Linked DNA regions of Homo sapiens: region 1 is linked to region 2. The links are chromatin loops, found by intact Hi-C in ENCODE. Cell type or tissue: endothelial cell of umbilical vein. All regions are shown on one strand. Each heading gives the region's core, and the rest is flanking DNA. Links, peaks and the distances in the headings are about the cores only. Region 1 has its middle 35 kb from the start of LINC01713. Region 2 has its middle 100 kb from the start of LINC01713.

Region 1 (11,965 bases), core at 5,639-8,138, 66 kb after region 2:
GCATTGGAACCCAGCCTGTGCTCTGCCCAACATGCTGCAAACTGGCCTGGAGGAAGGGGCATCGTTTTCTAATTTGCACAAAGATATTATCTTAGTCTGGGTTCCCCCAAAGCAAGTGTGAGGCAAGAATTTGGATGCAGGCAGTTTTTTGAGAGGTAATTCTGGGGAGAACAGTGGGGGAAGTAAGGGGAGAAAGGGAAGGAAGGAAGGCCACATGAATGGATGAGTGGTTACCCTTATGAGCAACTGAGGCTTAATCCCACCATGGACCCTCTAAGACAGTGGTCATCAGCTTTTTTGGCATCAGGGACCAGTTTCATGGAAGACAGTTTTTCCACGGACTGGGGTGGTGGGGGATGGTTTGGAGGTGATTCAAGTGCATTATGTTTATTGTACACGTTATTTATATTATGATTACATTGTAATATATAATGAAATAATTATACAACTCACCATAATGTAGAATCAGTGGGAGCCCTGAGCTTGTTTTCCTGCAGCTAGACCATCTCATCTGGGGGTGATGGGAGACAGTGACAGATCATCAGGGATTAGATTCTCATAAGGAGCACACAGTCTAGATCCCTCCTATGAGCACTTCACAGTAGGGTTTGCACTCCTATGAGAGTCTAATGCCCTGGCTGATCTGACAGGAGGCAGAACTTAGGCAGTAATGGGATCGATGGGGAATGGCTTAAATACAGATGCAGCTTCACTCACTCACCTTCTACTGTGCAGCCTGGTTCCTAACAGACCATAGACTGGTATCAGTCTGTGGCCCAGGGGTTGGGGAGCCCAGTTCTAAGAGACTGTGTGGAACATGCTCAGAGCTGTCCCAGTGAGGGGCAAAGAACTTGCGGTATTCCTGCCATGTTAATTTCCATACCTCAGAAGTTACGTGTTGCTCCTAGGGCACCAATGCCTTGGCACATGGGTCAAGCACAGTCCTGTGGCCAGAGAGCAACCTCAGGCAGAGAGACACAGGAGACCATCTGTGTGTTGAGAACTACTGCAGATGACCTCAGGTGACCCAAAAGGGTATGATGGGCCCTGCTAGCTGGAATACTCAGAGATGTGGGTAGATAACCCACATACGGACATGTGTTTGTTCACTGGACATTCGTTTTTCAACTGTTCCTTTTATAGTACAATGATTGTAAAAATGTCAGCTGTCTTGCCTTTGAAAGGAGAGTTAAATAGCAAAAGAATAATCCAGAAGGCTGGGTGTCCAACCGCATTCCAGGCCCAGAATCATTATTTTGTGTCGTTTACATAAATTCTCAGTTATGAATGATTCCATTTTAGGACATGAATAGGCTGAACTTCTACTGCATATACAAGTTTTTCCAGCCTTTTCCATCTCCCTGAATTAGTTCATTGTGAAATAGGTTGCCTGATGGCTGAAAAAGACAAAAAACTTCAAGAGTTTTGGCACTCCTCAAGTCTTCCATGCCGCCTCTGTTTGTTGTATAGTATTAGTGAATCGCAATGTGGCACACACCGATCATCCTAAAAATATGTCCAGAAAAGTTGCATAGATTGTGTGTGGCCCTGTGTGTGTGTGTGTGTGTGTGTGTGTGTGTGCATATGTATGTGTATGTTTATACATCTAGCTTCTTCCCCCATTCTCCCACCAACACTGTTTGGGTAGCCAGCCCCCCATCCTCTCTAAAGCCCCCATGCCCTGCAGTAAACACTGAGGCCAGGGCTGTGTGGCAGGACTCCCAGCCAAGCAATAGTAACTCCTGCTGCTGCCTTGAGTAACCAGGAATTCTCCATGTCTCATGAGTCCTGCTCATTGGGCTGACAAATGGTGACTGAGAAATACTCGCCTTTTGTGGTGTCCTTTGTTGTTTCATGTGTAATATGCCCTAAGCATTTTATGTCCAAAGAGAGAAAAGAAGAGAAGAGGGAAATTAATTCCAATTTCAGCAAGGTGTGAGGCAAAGAGTATCATCTGGGGGAGAATGAAGAACTATGACTATTCAAGTGGCAATGTCTTATGGTTAATTAAGTCTGGTGTTCCGTTTTAGAGGTGAAAACTGAGACCAAGGGAACTGAAGTGGCTTGGTCAAAGCCACGTGGACTCTTGGGCTCTGGACCCTGTCTCCTGGCTCTCTCTTTTGCAACAGGACGCTTGTGTTCCCTCTCTGGTCTTGCCAGCAGACACTCCCTCTGCTAGCCTAGAGAAGTTATTTCACATGCTGGTCGTTCTCCATGTGTCCCCCCAGATGCATCCTCTGCCCTTCTTTGTCCTGCTCTGTGCCCAGGAGGCTGACCCTTGGGACCCACTTCCTGTGCCTCCTAGCTTCCGTGATGTGAGAGAGAAGTTGGAGTGTTTGTCTCCACATTCCTTCGGGTCAGTTCTGGTGTTGACAGTGATCACACCTTCGCTAATGGCCATGACCCCAGTCAGTGGCCTCCCTCCCGTGGCCGCAGCTCTTTCTGGGTTCTGCTGGCATTGACCCTTCCCCTCTGCTCTAAGCCTGGGGATGGTACAGGCTCCCGCTGTTGCTAGCCCCTGGTGGCTTAGCCCCCTGTTGCTTCGCTTCATCCTGTCCACACCTCTGCATGCAGTCACTTCTCTAGAGTCTTTTCCGTTCAGCATCTGAGTGGACTGGGAACTTCCTGCCAGGCCAGAAGGATATGCTGAAGGGTTTCTTCCTTTGACAAATGGGGATAACAACAGTCTACTCGTGGTTTTAGTGAGGATCAAATAGGGTCATGTGTGCAAATGTGCTGTGTCTGTCTGGCCCAGATGAAGGTTTGTCTTCACCAGGGATCATATAAGGATTTTCGGCCAATCATAGCTTATGCCTTAACTAGTTTCTACGTTGGCATATTGCAGGGGCACCCCAACCACCCCTCGCTATTTCTCAGGTCAGCCAAATTGATACCATGTAGCAGAGCCTTGCAGTTTTCACTTTGAAGGCTGTGAAATTGTGGACTCATCCCTTGATCTGGAAGCAAAACTGGGAGACGTCACACATTCCAGCTTCATACCTCAGGCAGCTGCCAGCATTGATCTGCGAGGAGGGCCCTGCCTCTTCTGTCTCCACCTGTTACTTGAAAGCCAGAGAAGAGTGACTCATCAGCGGCCTAATGCAGCAAAGAAGACAAATAAGTCTCAGCAGGTAGGGTGTCCCCAACCATGCTCCACTCAGAGTTCTGAGCAGCAGGGTCAGCCTAGGGAAAAAGGCAAGTGGGAAAAGTCTACTCCAAGGGCCTCGTGCCCCACCCCGCTCTGCCAGTCTCTGCACTCCGACATGTAGCTCCCCCCATCCGCACTCTCACCTGCCCCATCTCCAGAATACTAATCCTCAATCCTCTAAGGACTTAACCAAAGAACATCCCACATCCTTTTAATGACAGCCTATTAAACTTGGTAAAATTCTGATAACATGTGTGAGTGCCTAAAACATGCTGGTACTATCTCAGATGCAGGAAAGACAAAAATGATCGAGACATGTTGTCATTTCATCTCTGCCAACAAATACCATTGTGATTATCTGTGAAATTAACTGATTACTTAAAATAAGCATTCCAAACAACCTGCTGATCAGAGGGGGCCCTGGTAGTTGGCTCTAGCTGTGCTTTGTTAGTGGTTGAGAGTATGGAATTTGGAGCCAGTCTTCTCTGCATTTAAACTTCAGCTCTACCAGGTACATGCTCCATGACAGGAAGGAAGTAACAACTGCTCTGTCTGGAGAGTTGTGCTGGAGCCAACTCAAAAAAGCTGATTTTGCACATCTCTCCCAACTCTGTGTTCACCAGCATCACATTGGTAGTTTAAAATCTATGACGGGCCGGGCACGGTGGCTCATGCCTGGAATTCTAGCACTCTGGGAAGCCAAGGCAGGCAGATCACTTGAGGTCAGGAGTTCCAGACCAACTTGACCAACATGGCAAAACCCTGTCTCTACGAAAAATACAAAAAGGAAAAATTAGTGGGCATGGTGGCAGGCACCTGTAGTCCCAACTACACAGAAGGCTGAGGCAGGAGAATTGCTTGAACCCAGGAGGCGGAGGTTGCAGTGAGCCGAGACCGCACCACTGGGCTCCATCAGGAAGACAGAATAAGTGAGACTCCGTCTCAAAAACAAAACAAAACGAAAAAATTTCTATGATGTAGTGAAGATTTACCCCCTTCAGAAACTGGCTGGCAAATGTTACACATTGGATGGGTTTCTTTCCTTTTCTTTTTTCTTTTCTTTTTCTTTCTTTCTTTCTTTCTTTCTCTCTCTCTTTCTTTCTTTCTTTCTTTCTTTCTTTCTTTCTTTCTTTCTTTCTTTCTCTCCCTCCCTTCCTTCCTTCCCTCACTCCCTCCCTCCTTCCTTCCTTCCTCTTTCTTTCTTTCTCTTTCTTTCTCTCTCTCTCTTTCTTTTTTCTTTTCTTTTCTTTCCATCTTCCTTCCTCTCTCCCCTCTCTCTCTCTTTCTCTTTCTCTCTCTCTCTTTCTTTCTTTTTGGCCTGTGGAGTGAGCTGTGAGATTTACCAGCACATCACTGACTTTTTACTTCATTCCTCATCTCTAGAATGGCAAATAATAACAGTACCTGCTTCATTGGATTGCTGTGAGAATTAAATGATACAGAAGATGTTCATGTCACAATGTGTTTGGTAAATATATATAATCTGCTCTTTTAATTATTTTAATAGTCAATGGAGTATCTGGGTTTCTTTTGGTTAATGATGCAGCAATCAGCTGTCCTAGAAATTGCAGACTGTGCTGACCTGGAGGGAGGAAGACCCTTCCAAACCCCTATCCAGACTCCTATAAGACTCAGATTTTTAAAACAAAGCAAAACACAAAAGCAACTCTTTGCTTGCGGATGACTCAACTTCCTTTTTGGTAGGCTCAACTCTGCTTCCCAGGAATCAGCAGTGATTAGTGATAGAAAGAGTAGCCCTCATGACCCCAGGTGACCATCAGGACGCTAGGGCAGGAAGGAGCCTGTTGATTGAGTGCTGACCTGCAAAATTACCAGCACAGGTGTCCAACAATTTCATTCTTGAGAAGCCAGAGTTGAGTTTCTGGGGTTGCTTTGGAGGGTTCAGGACATGCTGCAGGGTAATAGGAAGGACATGGGGTGAGAAAAAGGTTCCTGCCAAGTTGCTGAAAGACACATGATAGCTCAACAGGGAACCAAGAGTCAGGTTTAATATTGTTTCTGCACCACACTTAATAATTGAGGTCAATGGTTTATCAAGTCCTCACTGAGGGCCACAGAGAGGACAGGCTTCTAAGTGCAGAGAGGCAGCAGTAAAGGCTGAGGCTGCGGGAAACATAATCAGAGTTTAAAACACTAACACTTACCTGCTGGTATGGTTGAGAGGCATTCCAATAACCCTTGGCCCCTGACTTTTCACTGTGCCAAAATCTAAACTATTACACTAGGTCTTGAATAACTTTTGAAAATGTGTGCTTTCCCACCTAGTTAAGGCAAAGTTGCCTCAAAGACAAATATCACATTAGCACAGATGCTCTTATAAGAGCAATTACCATCAATGGTCACTGCCTGGAAGTTGGACCTGGAAATGACATGCTGGATGGTCATAGTCTTGTTAGATGAGGTGTGCGTGTGATGATAAGTGGGAAACAGCTTGATTTAAGGGACACTTTAGTCCATGGCCAGCACAGTAATGATCTTGGGAAGCCTGAAGCTATGTCTTCTGTTGAGCAATAAGGTACAGGGCGCAGAAGGGGCAAAATAAGTCAGGGAGTCCAGTTAACATGTGAGATGGAAACTTAAGGATAGGGACAGAGCACGCACAAAGCCCAGGGACACAGCTTTTTGCTGGACATTTTGCCTGTACTAACTGGTAAATTAGACTGCACAACAGGAAAGAAGCTTGTGATAGCAAAAGGGGTCGAAAACGGGAAGGACACTCAGAGGGCAGGAACTATGACGGGGCTCTGCGGCCTTGTGGGCAGCAGGGAGAGTGTATTTTTGGCCTGCGGGTCTCGTGAGCTGGAAGAAATCAGGAAAGGGAAGCTGAGCATTTAATCCTACATAGATCACAGGCTAATCGTGCCCATTTAGTGTTTGAAAGTGAGAAGTTGTCAAGGCTTTGTGACAGCCTTGAAACCGCAGGCATTAGAGGATAGAAATCCTGAGCCCAGAGGGAGGCAGGCACTCCCATCTGCCCAATTTGGTCTTCAACAGCTTCCAACTCTTCAATATTCCCAAGCAGAATCAGATTAAGCAGAAGTGCTCATAATAGTTCTCCAATTTAGCCTGTATCTTCTCTCTCTTTCTTTTGTCCTGGGGGCCATGTGCCATTAGGAGCAGAGGTTGTGAATGTTCCAGAAATCCCTTTGGGATGCAGGCCTTCCTCCCATGCAGAAAATGCCTACTGAACACACTAAATGCCAGGCACATGCCTTGTACTGGGGTGCAATGGTGAGGGGTGACACCCAGAGGGAGTGTCCCCCTCTTCTGTATTACTTTTTGCCTGACCTTTTCAGTAGACTTCAGAGTTGGTCATCATGACTTCCTGAACTCATCTCCTTCCATCTTTCTCTCCTGAGCTCTGAGAAGCAAAGTCAATTCAAATCCAAAGTGCTGGGCATAGGAGTTTGTTTCGTAAGAATTCAAACTTTATTGTTTTACCTCTAAATCTGGCCTGCTTCTATAGTGCTTGAGACTTAGCAATCTCTCACTACTCTTAGCTGTTTTTGTTGTTGTGGCTGTCAATATTATTTAAAACTGATAAAAACTGCACAGGGAAGTTGACACAGTCAGATATTAAGTTGATATGCCTATCATTGAATGTCTGGAGCAAGGTAACCTCACCTCAGACTTGATTCCTAACAAACTTCAGTGAATATTCAATTTTTGTTTTATCACAAATGTATTATTACACCTGCCTATATGGGAAGGTGAAGATGGGCCAGTTGTTTGCTTTGAAAGGAGGAAAGAGTGAGAATGTACAACTGAATGAAAAAAAATATTTTGGCCACAGACACTTTTTCTCTTGGCTTTACAATAATAAAATATGTAGTGGGATTTTTATTTTGCTTTAGAATTTTTAGTTGTTTTTTCCTTTTTGAAGTGCTCCTTCAGAGGAAACAAATCTTTCTATTGACATTGAAAATGAGTCATAAGAGAAGTGTTGCTACTTTCCTTTTGAGGGATTTTTTTTATTTAGTTTTGTTTCCATTAAGTTTTAGCAACAGGAAAATATGGACTTTCAGCATCCACAGGGATATGATCAAATGGAAACATATGCTCCCTGTTTGTCCATTATTACAAACCATGAGAAAACTCACAAATCACTCATAGACTTTCTAGAAAGGTTGATTTGACAAAATATTTGACAAAATAGCCTACTGCTTCCTTGATATTTCTGAAACCAAATGAGTATTTGTGTTTTGAAAAAGCAAAGTTGATTAAAAAAAAAAAAGCAGCTGATGAAAGGCCCAAAATGCATATGGGTCAACTATGTTTATTGCAGAAACACTAGAGAGTGGATGAGAGATGGGTCAGTGGGCACAGAAGCCCACCTGCAACTGCACTCACACCTTGGCCTACATTGCCAAAGAGACCAATATATCAGCAATTGATTGGAAATACCACAAAGATGAATCACAGATCAGGAAAGCAAATGCCAATCAATGATTGAGCCTAGGCAATAATATATGAGCTAAAGGCATTTATCAAACCTGTGGAAAATTAGAAGACTTGCCTAACATGGCTGAGAATGCTACATATGAACCAACTTTTAGAATAATTCAGTCTTTTTTTTCAGTCCCCTAGAATAAAAAGGGCATATCTAAACTCTTGAATTTATTTTGATTAAATCAAGAATTCCCTCCTGTATCCTCAGGATCTGGTATTGAGTAGGGACACGATAAAACACTTGTCAACTGGAAGGACTCTATCAGCAGCACCTGGGCTCCATTTGATTTTTTAACCTGCTTAGTATTTCCAACCGTAATGACCAAAATGTCTGCCTTCAGTTACAGTATTTGTACCCTGAGGAAATGAAATAATTTAGCCCCCTGGCCCTCCACCCCACTCCGTTTTCTCAGCTGCAAACAAAGGGATTGGACTTTATCTGGTTGCTTTCAGTTCCGTAAAAGAGAGGTCAAATCCACTTTATGTTGTCAAGGATTCTTTTTCTGTTTTGTGAGATACCTGGTTTTTAGATTCCTCTCCCTTTTTAATTTTTCTCCAGTTCTTCCTGCTTTCTGCATCCTCTTCCTGACTTTCCATTGTTTTCTCTTTAACAATCACACACTAGAAAATATGTAGAAGTGAGTGAAAAATACATCTCATGCTCTGTTTAGTGTATCCTCAAAAAGACTTCATGGTAAAAGGGTGGTTAGGATGCTGTGTTCTCTGTGGGTTTCTACTTTTATTGTATTATAATTTATATTTTCATGCTTACTACAACTCTGGCTGTGATTTATTTTTCTATCCCAGATATGGTGAAAAATAATACTAATATGTGTGTTTTTTGTTTTTAGCTGGGTATTAGCAAAAATCATTCCATTTTCCCTGAGACATCTTGCTCCAACCACCTTGCAGTGCAGCTATTTTGATTACTTCATGTCACTATTAATCATGTGCTTAAAGGAAATAGATAAACTTTGAAACAGAATTCAGCTCAGCAAAGGTTTATTCATTATCTCCTGGGTGCCTGGCTCTGGTGCTAGGTGTTTAGAGGGAACAAAGGTGAGTATATCAGGGCCTATGGTGGAGACAGCAGGAGAAGCTGAGTGAGAATTTACATACTCTCATGTGTGACTTATGTATCAAAAGAAAGGCCCAAAGTGCTTGGAGTATTAAGGCAAAGGAGAAATGATGTATGTGTATGGAAGTGATTTGTTTGGGTGAAGTCCTTGGGGTCTGTGAGAGCGAAGCCTTTCCATATCCTGGAGTGCTTGGGTGTGGAATTCAAATCTTCCTCAGTTGGCAAAGGGGTACCAAATGGAAGGCTTTTACCCAGGAAACCATGATGCCACTGGTGCTTTGGGAAGATGAATCTGGCAGGAGTATGCGGGGTAGTCCAGGGCCGGGGGAGGGAGGCCTGGAAAGAGCCTCTCCGTGTCCTGATCCTGGTTGCACTGCTTCTTTGCCAATCCCTACTCCATGTGGTTGCAGCAGCTCACAGCTATAAAAATGTGTTGACCCAAGAGGTTTAATATTAACCAAAGTTATAGTCAAAGTCAATTTGGAGGATTCAAGAAAAAATCTGATGCTAATAGAGAAATAGAAGTCAATATTTGTAATGTGAGTCACAGGCTCAAAATAGAAAAGTAAAACACATCACTGCTACAGTTCCCAGAGGGCTGTGGGTTACACAGCGCAGCAGATCTGTGAACCAGGCCTCACCACCCTCTAGGTCTATTTTAAAATTTCCTCTGGCCCCTTCCTCTAATTCCTAAATTCCAGAGCATGATATTCTAGTGGAACTCACCAGATATCCAGCCCTGGTGAAGTCATAGCTTGTTTTGAGTGGGTCAATGGAAAAAAAAGATTTTTTTCCCTAGTTGTGTATAACCTTCCTCTCTAGTGACGTGGCATGGAACGAACTTATCATGATTTTATTTTGTAGTCCATACTTCATTCTACAGTGGCTATCACTGTTTAAAACTTCATCTCTTATGTGTTGCCTATTTTGAAGAAGGCAGAGGAGAAGAGAGGAAAGCAGAAATATTCAGAATGACATATATTTTTTGTTTTATCACAAAATTTATATATTAATAGCAGAGAGGAGGGTGTTGTCCACTGGAGGGGCTATGACATGTTGAGGAGCTTCTAGAATTTTCTTTAACAGGATGGCTTTTGTGAGCGTTCATGGCGTAGCTTTATCCTGACTCAGATGTTAATCCTGCACAGAGGCTTGAATGTGTTTTCCTGAGTGTGATCAGAAAATGAAAAGATTCATGAAGATAAAGGAAAAAAAAGAGCAAACCATAGCATGTATACCCAATGATCAGCAGTTACTTTCTTAACAGTGCTTCACCTAGTTTATGTTGTGGGATGTACAACACACAAGGCTAAAATTAGCTGCTCTTCACCCAATGTGTTGGAATGCTATAGGGCCAGATAGTATCTTATCACAAGTGACCACAGGAAGGACAATGCATTCCAAACTGAGTCTTCAAGGGCCAAGGCGGGTTTGATAGAGTCTGAGATTTATAACCCAGGCTGCTGTACATGAATCCTCTGGAGGGCCTGAGAAACGTGTGATACTTAGTTCTCCCTTGATTTCTTTTTATTGCTTTGCAAGAAGCCCAGCTTATAAAGTTCAGTTTGAACACTATCTGCTTCAAAGAGGGGCCTGGTGATGAGACCAGAGATGATCAGATAAGAAGGAAAAAGGAAGTGGTGAGGATGGGTGCAGCCAGAACAGAGTGGACTGGCAGCTGATGAACCAACCTGGGCAAGGAAGTAGCTTGAAGGCTGTGTCTCGGGGTTGGCCATTTTTCCTCCTTTCTCATCCGGACCTTGTCAAGATCCTGTGGTTTATCATAAGTTACCAATGCCCAACCAGTATCTGCTTCCTCATCAGCACGATGGTCATAGCCCCATCTCCCTCGCAGCATGTTTTCAGAAGTAATTAATGCTTGTGAGATGTTTTGAGATCACTGATAAAAGACATTCTACCTGCCCAGGGTGTTATTACATTATCTTATTTTCCTCTTCATAGTCAGGATCAAACCCACGATAACTTAGAAATGAGACAAATTAGTAAAACGTGGTATGTGAAGGCTGCCTTAACAATTGGATATGTATTGAACTGGGCATTGTACTTGAATTGTATACACAAAATGTGGTGCTGGGCTACATCTTAAGAAATCTTAATTACTTTCAGATTCTGTCAGGTTACATTTCATGACTCTACTTAGATCTCCTTAGAAATGGTAAATCATTAAGAGCAAGGCATCCACTGACGTTGCCCATCAAAATGGACTTAGTACCTGGCCCCAGAAATGCCCAAACTACACATGACCTTTTGCGCATTTATTTCTGTCTCCTTAGAGGACTGTGTATCTCTTTGAAGAATAGGAGAATAGACAGGATATATAGCAACTGGTAATTTCAGTTTATGATGCTCATGTGAAAATTGGATTGTCACCAAAACCCTTCAGGGTACGATCCTCCTCTTACAAAACTCAGCACTGTACTTCATGTGAGGCATAGATTAAGAAAGCTTTTTCCTTCTCCAAGGAAGGGGCACTGCCTTGAAAGCTTACGTGGTTATTAAGAGTACTTCCATCAGATCTTTCGAAAGAAAGGTGGAGATGACCAAAGGGCAGAAGGTCACCTACGTAATAAGATCCACATGAGACAATAATTAAAATGGAATGCTTAAGGAGGATGCACGTGTCCTGACCATATAATTCTCGATAAAATTACTCTAAATTGATCTCCATTTAAATGAGATTTTCCAAAAGGCCACCTCCCATTTCATCTAAAATTCTTTATAAGAAATTCACGGATGAAACTCAGGGGATAGGAAATGTCCTGAAATGAATGCGAAATGTTATCCACTTGTGCATTTTTCTGGGAAAATAGTTTATCCCCCTTTCCTTATATTTCTAACAAACATGGTCCATGACGCTTAAGAACCACAGTGCCATGTGAAATAGTATAGATTAAGCGTGTGAAATTGATACGCAGTGTAGGTTTGTTTCCAAATGCAGATTAGGCATTTTATTTTCAGACAATATTTAGTTGTGTTTTCCTTGATGCCATGCTGATTTTTATTTTCCTGTAATCCTCATCCAATCACAATGTTCCACCAAAGCCTGAAGGTGCATATAAAATATGTGATGTGACCTTTTACCCATTTGGAGATATAGAAAAGCATCCTAGGAGGTGTGTCAATTACAGCCCTTCTCAATAGAGAACAAAGATCATCTCTTGGAATATGGCCTAAGGTTATGGGGAGGGGGACGGGGACAAAGGATCAGTGTCAAGGTGGGGCTGAACCCATGCATTCTAATCAGTTGC
Region 2 (11,965 bases), core at 5,172-7,671:
CACCTGCAGGAGCTAAAGTAGCAGCCATGGGAAGGACATAAGCAGTTTGGGAGAGCTTCGTAACAGTGACTTCAAATTCTCAGCCTTCTCTCATGAACCACCTCAAGGCAATGACTCTCTAAGCTGATGTAGTTCTGTTGTGTTCCTGTGTTTGAGACAGTCTATTCTCACATTTCCCTAGTGTGTTCTGAGTCACAGTTCATTTTATTCCCTGCCTGCATCACTTGCTTTTACACTCCTTACAAAATCATATACTTCTGGTACCCAATGGTGTCTAGCATAGGTTGCCTATTGTAAGGTGTCTTTCCCTCTTCCCAGTGTAGGAGCCAGAATCTTTTGTTCCTCTCACAAGCCCATCTGCCACTTTACCCAGTGATCTTTGATGCCTTTCCTAGTACTGTCTAACTCTCTTTAAAAATACAGAAACAGTTACTGTGGAATTCTATGCGATCCTCCATGGCCTCCTTCTTCCAATAACTCCGAATGGAAATTCCTGTGGGGGAATAGCCCAATAAACACAATTATCCAGCAGAAGAAGGGCTTTCTGGTTGGATCAGTCAAAGTTCACTCAGGAGCACAGAGGTCATTCCAGGTACTCAGGTAGAAGGAATTTAATATGGGGAACTAGATACAGTGGTGTTGAAGGTAGTAAAAAACCAAAGGCCAATAAGGCAACAGCTTGAATTCACTACTACTGCTAGTAGGACAAGAGGGATAAAGGGAATAATTGGAGTAATTAGAACCCAAGAATCAGAGCCATCCATAGGAGCTCATTAATAGCAGAGGTTTCCTGTTGGGATCAGGAACCAAGCTGGAGACACAGCCCCTGCCAGAGCCCATGCCTGAAACACAGAGGAAAAGGAATAAAAACCTGGCTTCTTCCTTCTGTCTGTCCTCCAATCTCTCCAGTGGTTTTCGTTGACTAAACCAAGCCAGAAGCCACTTGGCAAGAGAGTCCAGGAAATGGAGCTTGCAAAGGAAGGGCAGGGGAAGGATTTAAGAGCAAACCAACAAATAACCCAGCACACTGGTTGCAATATTTGTTCTCAAGTCTTACACTTTTCGGTAGTTCTGAGATTTCTGCTGTCTGCTGCCAAAACTTTTTGGCTCCTGAGGGGTCCACTCTTGACACCCCAGCATCTTCCTGCTAGTGGTTTAAAAGACATGCAGATGCAGAATGTCATGGGCCTGGGTCTAGCCTATTGGTCTGGGTTTTTTTTAATTCAACGTTAAGCCACAATTTAGTAATCCACTGTGACCTCTACCCTCCATCCCCTACTCCTAATTGCCACTCCTCACCCAACTATGAAGATCTATTCACAGCCATAATGTGGGAGGGCATATTGGTGGAACGCTCATTTGCTAACAGAGCATGTGTGCAATTGTTTATGAAGATTTGTACATTATTGATATATCTTTCACTTTTAGTCACTGGGTCCACCAAGGTACTTCTATAGCTGGTAGCTTACTCTTTCTTCTACCACTCTCCTTCATCATACCAATATTTTTTCCTTTGTTTACCTTCATGGGGTCTTTTATGCTTCCTTGCCAGTTCTAAAGCATGTGTGAAGAGCAGATACATCTATGTAAATGGTTTATATTTACTGTGAAAACTTATGAAATATTTATGAATTATTAATGTCGTTTCTAGGGCCACAATAAATCTCTCTTTTTCTCTCTCTCTCTGTGTGTGTAGTGTGTGTGTCTTTCTCTCTCTCTGAAGTGTAACCCTTCAATATGGTATAACTTTCTCAGACTGATTCTGCTACTCACTCAGGAGGGAATGTTAAATTCTACTTATTTTGCTTCAGTTTGTAAACTTTCTAGTGTTCTCTTTTTTCAAACTGGATTGTTAGATTATCTGAGGGTACCCACTCCCTTTGTTCAGAGCACAGCATTTGGTGGGCTGTAAAACAGAAGAGCTCCTTCAGACTTGTTTGACAAATGAGAGGAAAGGGGCAATGGTGGCAGGAGCTTGTACAGATAAAAAGGCTCTTCACCTTGGGCCAAAAGGTGCTACTTGGCACCACCTCCACTTCCTGCTTTTGCTCAGGAAAGAAATCTGACAAAGCAGGAGACAGTCCTTGCCTTGCCTTCCTCACTCACAACCCCCTTTTTTGAGAACTGCCATCTTGTTCTCAAGATGGGCCATATACTAGTCTCTATTTCTATTTCTCCAGCTCTTGTCCATGCCACCCAGACAACTATGATGGCCTCTCCTTAGTTATTACCCTGTAGATTAGTTTTGCATTATTGGATAAATGGAATCCTATAGTTTTCGTTTGGAATAATTTAGTCTTCGGAATCTCTTACTTAACATGATGCTTGTGGAATTCACCATGTAGTTGCATACAGCAATATTTTATTTATTCTTTTGCTGAATATTATTCCATTACTTTTGCCAGTTTGAATGGATTTCTTTCTTACAGTCAAGTAGGCCATGACTAAGGGAGATAATGAAGCATGGAATTGTCTTTTCCAGAGAAACCACAGGCATGGAATAAGAATTCCCTGAGGAGGCCTTTTCTGTCCTTTCTTCATCAAGCTGCGACATTATTTTCATATTCAGAGAACTTCAGAGCAACACCGAGTTTCGCTGAGTGGGTTCAGAGTTCCATATGGCAGCTGTCTCAGTTCCTGGCACGAGGCCAAAGGATGACAGTTCTTATCTTCTTTCATGTTCTTTTGCCCAACCTTAGGGAATATTTCTTTACCCTGTGATTGCTCATATCTGAAAATCTTACTCACACTCTACAATCTTCCATCAGCCCAATGCCATGTGGTGTTAACCCTTTGCATGCTGCAGTGTTGAGCTGCAAACCTGCCCTTTTCTTGCAGTAATCCAAAGTGCCCGTAAAGTCTTGAGGCAGACAATGTTATTTTGTCATGTATGTTCATATAATATCAGCAAATCATTCATTGTGTCTTTGTCTATCTTCCAGACATGGTGGTTGCTTTGTAGAATCAAAATTTCTGTTATCTTTTTTCATAATTAGTTAATAAATTCAAGTTGAGCTAAGGAGCCAGGTGAAGCCACTGTGATTTGGGCAAGGTTCCCATCGATAGACATGTGCTTTCAGACACAAGATGTGCTTTCAGACATACAATTCTGTTTGGCCAGAGTAGAATAGAATGGGTGGTGCACACTTTCATTATGTAAGTACACCCTGTTTTTCCCATTGGTAATAATATCTTAAGGAGCGCAAGGAAATTCAGGAAGGAACATTTCATAATGTCAAGAATACCTACTAAGTAAATTATTCTTTAGAATAAATCTGAGAGATGGATTGTCATACCAAAGCCAATAGAAACTGAAGCATGATAATGTCAATGCATATTTTCCCTGATATACTGTAGATCCGTAGTTTTAAAAGCCTGCTTTTTTATTTTGCTAGCTGAATCTCTTTTATCTTGCTGCCACTCTTCTCATGGGATGCCTCAAAATCCTACAGACTCTTGCCTGGCAATGGGGAAAAATGAGGGTGTTTACCACTAAGAAAGCCAATTAAAGAAGTAACTGATGGATTATCCAGCCCATAGACCAAACAAAATGGACGTTACTTCATGTCTTCAAATATCTAGGCACTGGAATCAGAAAATGAACTCCCAATCAGACTTCCCTGCTTTTCCTGCAGGGAAAATGAGATGCAAAGCAGAGTCAGAGAAAAATAGCAAATGGCCATTTGTCTGCTGGGAGATAAAAATCTTACTCAGAGGTCAAGTCACATTCAAACTGGTTGATCCCATGGAGACTGACTCTGTCCTGTGGGACATTTCTTCTCTCCTCCTGTCTCTACCTTTCTTTTCTCTGTCTCTCCCACCCTTCCTCTTTTTATTTGCCCCCACTCAGGGTGCAGATACAGGTTTTGTAAGGCTGAAGTTTAAATGACAGTCAGGGGCCAGAGGAAGAGGAAGATATTATTATAAGTAGCAATGAAGTAAACATTTATCTAAAATTAAAAAAAAATAAATCACCAGAAATTGCAAATGTTTAAATGTTGAAAGTCCTTCAACATTATTCAATACCAAAAAAGTTACACCATGTTTTTTAATGAGCTGCTTTATACTTTTTCCTACACGTTTGGCTGTATTCCCTTTGATTGCCTTTTGATATGACAATGGATTTTATATATAATCTTTAATAGAAAACAGAAAGATAATTTAGTTTTTGGGCTAGCATGGTTGATCAAAATCTATTTTTTATTGGCTGAAATGCGTAAAATGCAAAAACCCACCTCATACACAAGCGCACCCATTTTTCTTTTAGTTTTTAGTACTGCAACAAGAACATGCCCTACAAACACAGAAATTGTGATATGTTTTGTTTCACTTGTTTCCCATAAAAACTGTACGGTGCATTTATGATTGTATATGTTGGGAAATTCTGTGTATTCTGATAGCAGAGAACTTGCATTTTGACAAGAACTGAATGCTCCACTTATAACTTCACAAACTGTAGACTAGCTTCAGAGTCCTACCTTCGAGCCTTGTTTCTTGTCCACCACTTGTACAGCTGCCATGTCAAGTACCACAGGCCTTATTCATGCCCTGATACAAGGTGGACATTGCACCTTCTTGTCAAGACACTGGATGAGTTTACACAGCAGGCAACAGGAGTATTTCTGGAAGCCATTACTACACTACAGTGGAAAACGATAACATTACACATTATACATGTGACTATGAACCGCTTAACTGTTTCCACTAAATAATAAGTAAATGCATCTCTAATTCAACTTTCCCTTCTATATATCATCCCCCAAACACTCACCCCCATTCAACAACACCTAACACAAAGGGAATTGTGGTGGAGCAGAAGTTAAAGTGGAAACAGACAGCTGTCTTAATTGATTATGATGCAATTTTTTTTTTCTGAAAATGTTTCAAAATCAAAAGATGATAGGAATTATTTTTGAAGTCTGTCCCAGGGTGTGGGAGGGTCTGTAGGAACTAGGTCCCTGACATTTGAACTTCCTGGCAAAGCTTCCTTCCTTAATGCTGGCAATGGCCAACTTAGTGTCTGGTCTTCTGCTTTCCCAACCCAGAAATGTGAAGCTTCTGGTTGCTGAGGAGGTCCTAGCCCTCAGGTGGAACGGTGCCATGTGTCCTGGAGCCCAGATACTGCCTGGGCAGAGAGGTCTGATCACACACAGAGATGGGTGTTGGCCTAGGCTTTCCAGATGAAAACAGTGTGACTGATGGCTACTGAGGTGGGGCTTTGGAAACTGGGTCCTTTCAGCCCATGGATGAAGCCTGAGATGTCATGCCCAGTGTTTGAAGCTTACAGACCCAGCTCAATTGACTAATAAGAAGCCTGCTTTGTGCATTTAACTCTTCGGTGTTTCCTCCCTCCCTCCCTCACTCCCTTCCTCTCTCCCTCCCTCCCTTCCTCTCTCCCTCCCTCCCTTCCTCTCTCCCTCCCTCCATTCCTCTCTCCCTCCCTCCCTTCCTTCCTCTCTCCCTCCCTCCCTTCCTCTCTCCCTCCCTCCCTTCCTTCCTCTATCCCTCCCTTGCCCCTTCTTTCTTTCCTTTACTTCCTTCCTTCCTTCCTTCCTTCCTTCCTTCCTTCCTTCTTTCCTTCCTTCTTTCTTTCATTTAATCATCCTGATAGGACACTGAACTAAAAGCTTGAACCCTGGGTTTCTGTTCTGATCTACCACTCATAGCTGTGTGTCCTTGAACAATCCCTTCATGCTTCTGAACCTCACTTTCATTATCTATAAAGAAAGCAAGTGAACTTGACAGTCTCTTGGTTTCCTGCCCTCAGTAACATCTGATTTTTCTAGGTCTGATTAGTATGCCAAATCACATGTGATGTTGAAATGTGTGAGGTTATGTTCTCACCACTAAGTCATTCCCACTGAATCTTTATAAATGTAAGCTAAATATTAAGTAAGTAGTGTGAACCCAGGATTACACAGTTGCTTCACATGGATATCTCAGGTAATTCCCCAACAACTAATGTTTTCAGAAAAAATGTATCTGTCACTTGAGATGTCCCGGGTACTGTGAAGAGCTCTTGCAACAAAGCCCACATCATGTAAGTAAGTCCTCATGACCACCTTAATAGTTGTGTGATATTATTGTATTCCTTATTTTAGAGAAGAGGAAACTGAGGCACAGGAAGTTTGAGTACTAGAGTGTCAAAGTCATACAGCTAGTAAGTGTCACGGTCATCACCTCCAATTATCTCTAAGCCACAGATGACAGCAATTAAATGATTTACCCAGGATTATTCACCCTAGATGGCAGAGATAGAAATAGAATTTCATTGCCTCTAGATAATGGGACAGTATAAGAAAACTCCACTCACTTGAAGTTCTTTCCAATTGACAAATGTAGTTGGCAATTTATTACCCCAGAGAAATACTTTTTCCCCTTGCTTTTAGATGTATCTGTTGTTAAAAGGGGGGAACAAAAGTATCAATTTTGTATAAAGAGTTCGGAAATAATTTGAGTTTTACAGGGTGTCACTTAATCTTTGAATCTGGTTTTATTCGGTAATATTTTGAAAACTACTCAGGCCAAAAAATCCGGATAAAACTACTGTCCTGGCACCAAAAATGGAAGAAATGGTAACTGCTGTTCCCTGCATCCTAGGCATTTCCCTGGGCTTACATAGAATTTATTCCAATGTTCCACCAGGTGGTGCTCTGGTGAAGACATGGTTCTCAGGCTCTCCAACCCCTTGACGTTATGCTTGGAAATATTTTGAGTAGATTAAGTCATTTCTCCTAAGAAAGAGGCTGCCCAGTAAAAGGAATATGATTGCCCATTTTGCCAATAAGACACAACGTGCACACAGAGAAAAGTCCAACGGGAATCCTCAGATAAAGGACAATCGTCCCTGAAAAAGTCAGTCCCAAAACATCTAAGAAGGTATTAGAACAGTGGTCTTGGCTGAGTCTTATGGGACTAGAATCAGGAATTTGGAGCTTGCGTTTCTGCTACTAATCTATGAGTCATTTGGAGAACCTCATTCTTCTCTGGACTGCAGTGTCCTCACCTATAAAATGTGTATAAGTGTACTGGGGTGGTGGGGAGGGGGTTAGACTGTATCAGCCTTCTTCTACAGGGGGCTCATAAGCCCAATCAATGGTATTTGTAGTCCAACCTCCTGAAGCTGTGAAAAAAACTTTGTGTGTACACATATTTTTCTGGGAAGAAGGTCCATTGCTTTGGACAGATCTAATCAGAAGCCAGGAGTCCTAAAATGTTAACATCTGGATCAGATCATTTCTAAGGTCCTCTCCAAGCTTCAGTATTCTATGATGTTATAATCTTTCTGGGAAGGAACTTGTGGCTGTCAAATTAATTGGATATCCCTAGCTATGTTCTAGCCGCATCCTTTCTTATGTACTCTCTAATGATTTTGTTAAGGCAGTCACACCTAAGTTAACAGAGTCCTGCAACACCCTCTCTACTAGATTAGGTGGCACATCATGTGACTGATGTGGTTCATTAGGGAGCCAAGAGAGACCAGAGGAGCTGTGAGAGCAACTGGCCAGATCCCACAGGAGCTCAGTGGTGGAAGCAGGTGCTAATTACCATCCTTTGGAGGAACAGGATATGCATTTTTTGGGAGTGGGTAAGAATTTCTGGTTAGACAAGCTCCAAATTCTTTGGCCTACTTTGAAGGCACTGCCTGTTCCATTGGCTAGGATGAGATTTTGTTTCCTGATGAGCACCAGCTCAGCCAGGAAGGAAGGCTCAGAAAAGGAGGTGTGGATATTCTTTGTGGAGGAATTGTCATGCAAATAAAGGCTCCTTCCCAACCCAAGGTGTAACTGTGAGGGAGTGTCAGGGTCCCACCTTTCTGGCTCAGGAAAAACATATCTCTTACTTTTTTACAGGAGTAGGTTTGGTAGCTGAGTAATGTAATTATATAGATTATAGATTACCAACAAACACTGAGATTTCAACCTGTTCTGGATATATATTATTTGTGAGGGGAGGGGCTTGGAGAAAAAGAGCAGGAATATTGGTTGGGATGTAGCCAATGGGAGAACCCCATTATTAAACAGAGAGTGCAGTCCAAGCATTGCACCCACAAGAGGAATTCAATGTAGGGAGATATTGGGAGTAGAGATCAGTGCTTGGGAGAGAGGAGCTGGGAAAGAAAGCAATTCCTCCAAAGGCTCTAAGTCAGCGTGTTGTCCAGAACGGAAATTGAGTATAGGAAGAGAGATTCTTTCTTGGACTTTGGAATATCTAGTCTGGTTCCTTTTCAGAATGATCAGACCACCTTCCTTACCTATTGCCTGGGCCAATGGTTCTCAGCCCTGGCTCTGCATTAAAACCACCTTTTAAAAATTTGGCAATCTCTGGGCCAGGTGCGGTGGCTCAAACCTGTAATCCCAGCACTTTGGAAGGCCAAGGCAGGTGGATCACTTGAGGTCAGGAGTTCGAGACCACCCTGGCCAACATGGCAAAACCCTGTCTCTACTAAAAATACAAAAATTAGCCGGGTGTGGTGGCATGTGCCTGTAATTCCAGTTATTGAGGAGGCTGAGGCAGGAGAATTGCTTGAACCTGGGAGGCAGAGGTTGCAGTGAGCCGAGATCATGCCACTGCACTCCGGCCTGGGTAACAGAGCAAGACTCTGTCTCAAAAACAAAAAACAAAAACAAAAAACTTAATGATGTCTTGGTTTCATGCTAAATCAGTAAGTCAGAATATCTGAGGTTAGAGCCTAGCATTGCTACTAAAAAAGTTATTTCCTTGTGACTTTAATATGCTGCCAAGGTTGAGAACCACTGGCCTACACCAATGATGGAAAACATGGAACATGCATGCTGATAACCCCCTCCCAAGTTCATGGAATGTGTTTGTTTAGTAATTACAACATTCTTTGTGCACTACAGAACTTGTGCACAATGCCTGGAACATAGCAGTTGCTCAATAAACATTTATTAAATCTAGTGATCTTTGGGGCAAGATGGGGTGGTGATATCTTTCACTTCAGCACCCATTTTAATTTATTCCTTTTCATTAAAAGGACAGTGAAAAATCATCTTTTTTTTTTTTTTTTTAGACAGATTTTCACTTTTGTCACTCAGGCTAGAGTGCAATGGCACGATCTTGGCTCACTGCAACCTCCGCCTCCTGGTTCAAGTGATTATCCTGCTCAGCCTCCCGAGTAGCTGGGATTACAGGCACCTGCCACCATGCCTGGCTAATTTTTATATTTTCAGTAGAGACGGGGTTTCACCATATTGGCCAGGCTGGTCTCGAACTCCTGACCTCAGGTGATACACCCACTTTGGCCTCCCAAAGTGCTGGAATTACAGGTGTGAGCCACCACGCCCCACCATCCTTTCTATTTACAATTCTCCTTCTATTTGAAGTATGCTTCCTCTTTTGTTGTTGTTGTTGTTCTTTTCTCTCATTACTTTCTTCCTCTCCTTTCTTGGAAAGATACATACTAATTCCAAGAAGTTAGGGTGGAAGTAAACAACATGGAAGGAAGAAGAAGAACAGCACTATCGTAGTTTCCTTGATTATTGGTCTCAGGTGATGCCTTGGGGAGCACAAATCCCACCCCAACCCCAAAGAGAAGGAGCTCTGTCATGGATCTCAAGAAAACCAGGCCAACCCAATGAGGCCCCCTTGGCCCAAGGAGGTGGCAACACTTTCAGAGGGATGAATAAAGGAGATGGAAATAAAACTGGGACATGAAAAAGCCTTTTTCAAAAAGAAGCTCTCTTTTGTTCCCGCACCATGTTGTCATCAGTAAGCAGGCTTGCTTATGGAATGCCACGATGGATCCAGATAAAGAAAACAGCCTGTGAAGCAGGACAGGTTTACCCCAGATTTCAGGGGAGAGGGGTATTCCTCATCCCATGAGGATGGTCAGTCTAGAGGGTTAAGAACAGTGTGTGGAGGAAAAAGAAAGAATAAATTCCTTAGGGTATTTTTATCATAAGCCTTCAGTTAAAGGAAAAGGAAATATTAAAACTTATGCAAGGGCCAGTTCCACTCTCCAGGGTCTCAGAGCTGTTCCTAGAAATAGTGTGCATTTTTCCTTGGCTACATAGGTGCTTCAAGACATTTTCTTTTCATACAATTATCACAGTTTATTAGCATGTATTTGTGTATTGCCTACTTTATTATTCCATTCTCACACTGCTAATGAAGACATACCCAAGACTGGGTAATTTATAAAGAAAGAGGTTTAATGGGCTCACAGTTCCACATGGCTGGGGAGGCCTTACAATTGTGGCAGGAGGTGAAGGAGGAGCAAAGGCACATCTTACATGGCAGCAGGCAAGAGGGCATGTGCAGGCTAACTGCCCTTTATAAAACCATCAGATCTCATGAGACTTATTGACTATCATGAGAACAGCATGGAAAAGACCTGCCCCCATGATGTAGTTACCTCCCATCAGGTCCTCCCCACCCCACAACACATGGGGATTATAGGGCTACAATTCAAGATGAGATTTGGGTGAGGATACAGCCAAACCATATCACCTACCTTACTCATTAGTCTCTTGGTTCAATACTGAATCCCCAGTACCTTGAATATTAGCACGTACAGGTCACTCAAAACTGTGTGTTCGGTGAATGAATAAATTGCACAAAAATTCCCACAGCATTTATTGTCCAAAGAGGCAGAGAATGATTGGCAGTAATTTATTATTATCCTATTTATTTATATTTTTATTTGTTAAATCAGTCCTTTGTTAAGGCGATTTTTCTAATTTGATTAAAAAATTTATAGCCTATGTGTGATGTGAGGAGAGACATAAAAGACTGGGTGTGTCCTATGAAGCCTCTCAGAGCTCATAGTCTAGAAGGAGAGATAATCAATGAGGCAATATTGAAAGCATCACTTAGGTCTCAGGGTACTCTGGGGCCACACAGAAACATGCCTTCCCAGACAGGCACAGCTTCCAAGAGGATATTTGGGAAGAAAACTATGGCAAACAATGAAAACCAAGGGAAGGGTCAGCTGTAGGGAGGAGAATGCTTCCTTCCTGTTTGGGAATGGGTACAGAATGGATCAGAGGGGTGAGCAAAAGTTGGGGGGATTAGTTAGGCAACTGGTGCAATAAATCAGGAGAAATGGATGAAGACCTAAGATCAGGCAGTATGTGGAAATTGTAAGAAGGGATGGATAAAATGTGAAGGAAATAGGGTTGAGGGCATTTGTGGGGTGATGGAAACTAGGAGCAGAGGAGAGACTAAAAAGGAGCATTTGCAGTAGTGAGAAAACCAGGCAAAGAGGAGTTGAGGAGTTAGGAAACTAAACCAGCGTACTAAACAGAAGGAGTGGTCCGAAGTGTCAAACGCTGTTGATTGTGGCAGAATAAACAGCAGTGGTGAAATGAAGACAGGAGGTAGGTTATAGGTGAGAGAGGAGTGAAGTGCTAATGTCTCTTTCTGTAATAGATGCTCTACCTAGAAAAAAAAAAAGAGAGAGAGAGAGAGGTGGGATGGTAGCTAGAGGGAGATGTAGGACCAAGCTAAAACTTCTAAAATGGAAGGAAATTTTCAGTTGTGTAGGCGAGAGGAAGGATCCAGTGAAAAGGGAGAAAAAAGAGGAATTGGGATATGTGTTTTACCCTTTTGCTATGGATTCCACCTTTAAACACTTTTGTTATCATCTTCAATGACTTCCTTCTGACGCATTGTTAGACTCTCCTGCTGAAGCAAGTGCTCAATCATACTGCAAGCCTCAGACAGCATCTAATCAAACCTGATCATTCCCACTTAGCTGGCTTCTGATAGTTGGGTTACTTTATCTCTTGGCTCAGAGATTCCTAATTTGCTGTTCACAGATCCTCATGGGGTCCACATATAAAATTGTACCTTACCATAATTCATTTCATAATCTATGTATTGTTTCATGCTTTTGAAAGGATATATTGGCTTCCCCAGTCTGCCAAAGAAGTCCATGACACAAAGATACCCCCAAACCCTTCATCGATATACTCTAAGTTACAGCTATGACAAGCTCTGT

What was found. A loop is a pair of places that touch in the nucleus more often than their neighbours do. Peaks named below come from ENCODE experiments on the same cell type or tissue, not always from the same donor. Only the 100,000 strongest peaks of a DNase experiment are listed, where the experiment ranks them.
Region 1: a loop joins it to region 2, with 2.9 times the contacts of the local background. A loop is called at or near these places in 10 of 110 quality-filtered maps.

Annotation. Positions count from the first base shown.
Region 1 is chr20:6,695,197-6,707,161 of GRCh38, forward strand. No RefSeq gene overlaps it. Among named protein-coding and RNA genes, the nearest start is that of LINC01713, 35 kb to the right of the region's middle. RefSeq lists enhancers at 1,812-2,443, 2,379-3,578, 2,444-3,074, 10,786-11,080 and a silencer at 10,786-11,080. In endothelial cell of umbilical vein, for the core only: no CTCF peak of the experiment used is centred there; DNase peaks (open chromatin) are centred at 5,905 and 7,185; H3K27ac peaks cover 2,014 bases.
Region 2 is chr20:6,629,758-6,641,722 of GRCh38, forward strand. No RefSeq gene overlaps it. Among named protein-coding and RNA genes, the nearest start is that of LINC01713, 100 kb to the right of the region's middle. RefSeq lists an enhancer at 7,494-8,007. In endothelial cell of umbilical vein, for the core only: a CTCF peak has its summit at 6,619 (motif pointing right); a DNase peak (open chromatin) is centred at 6,694.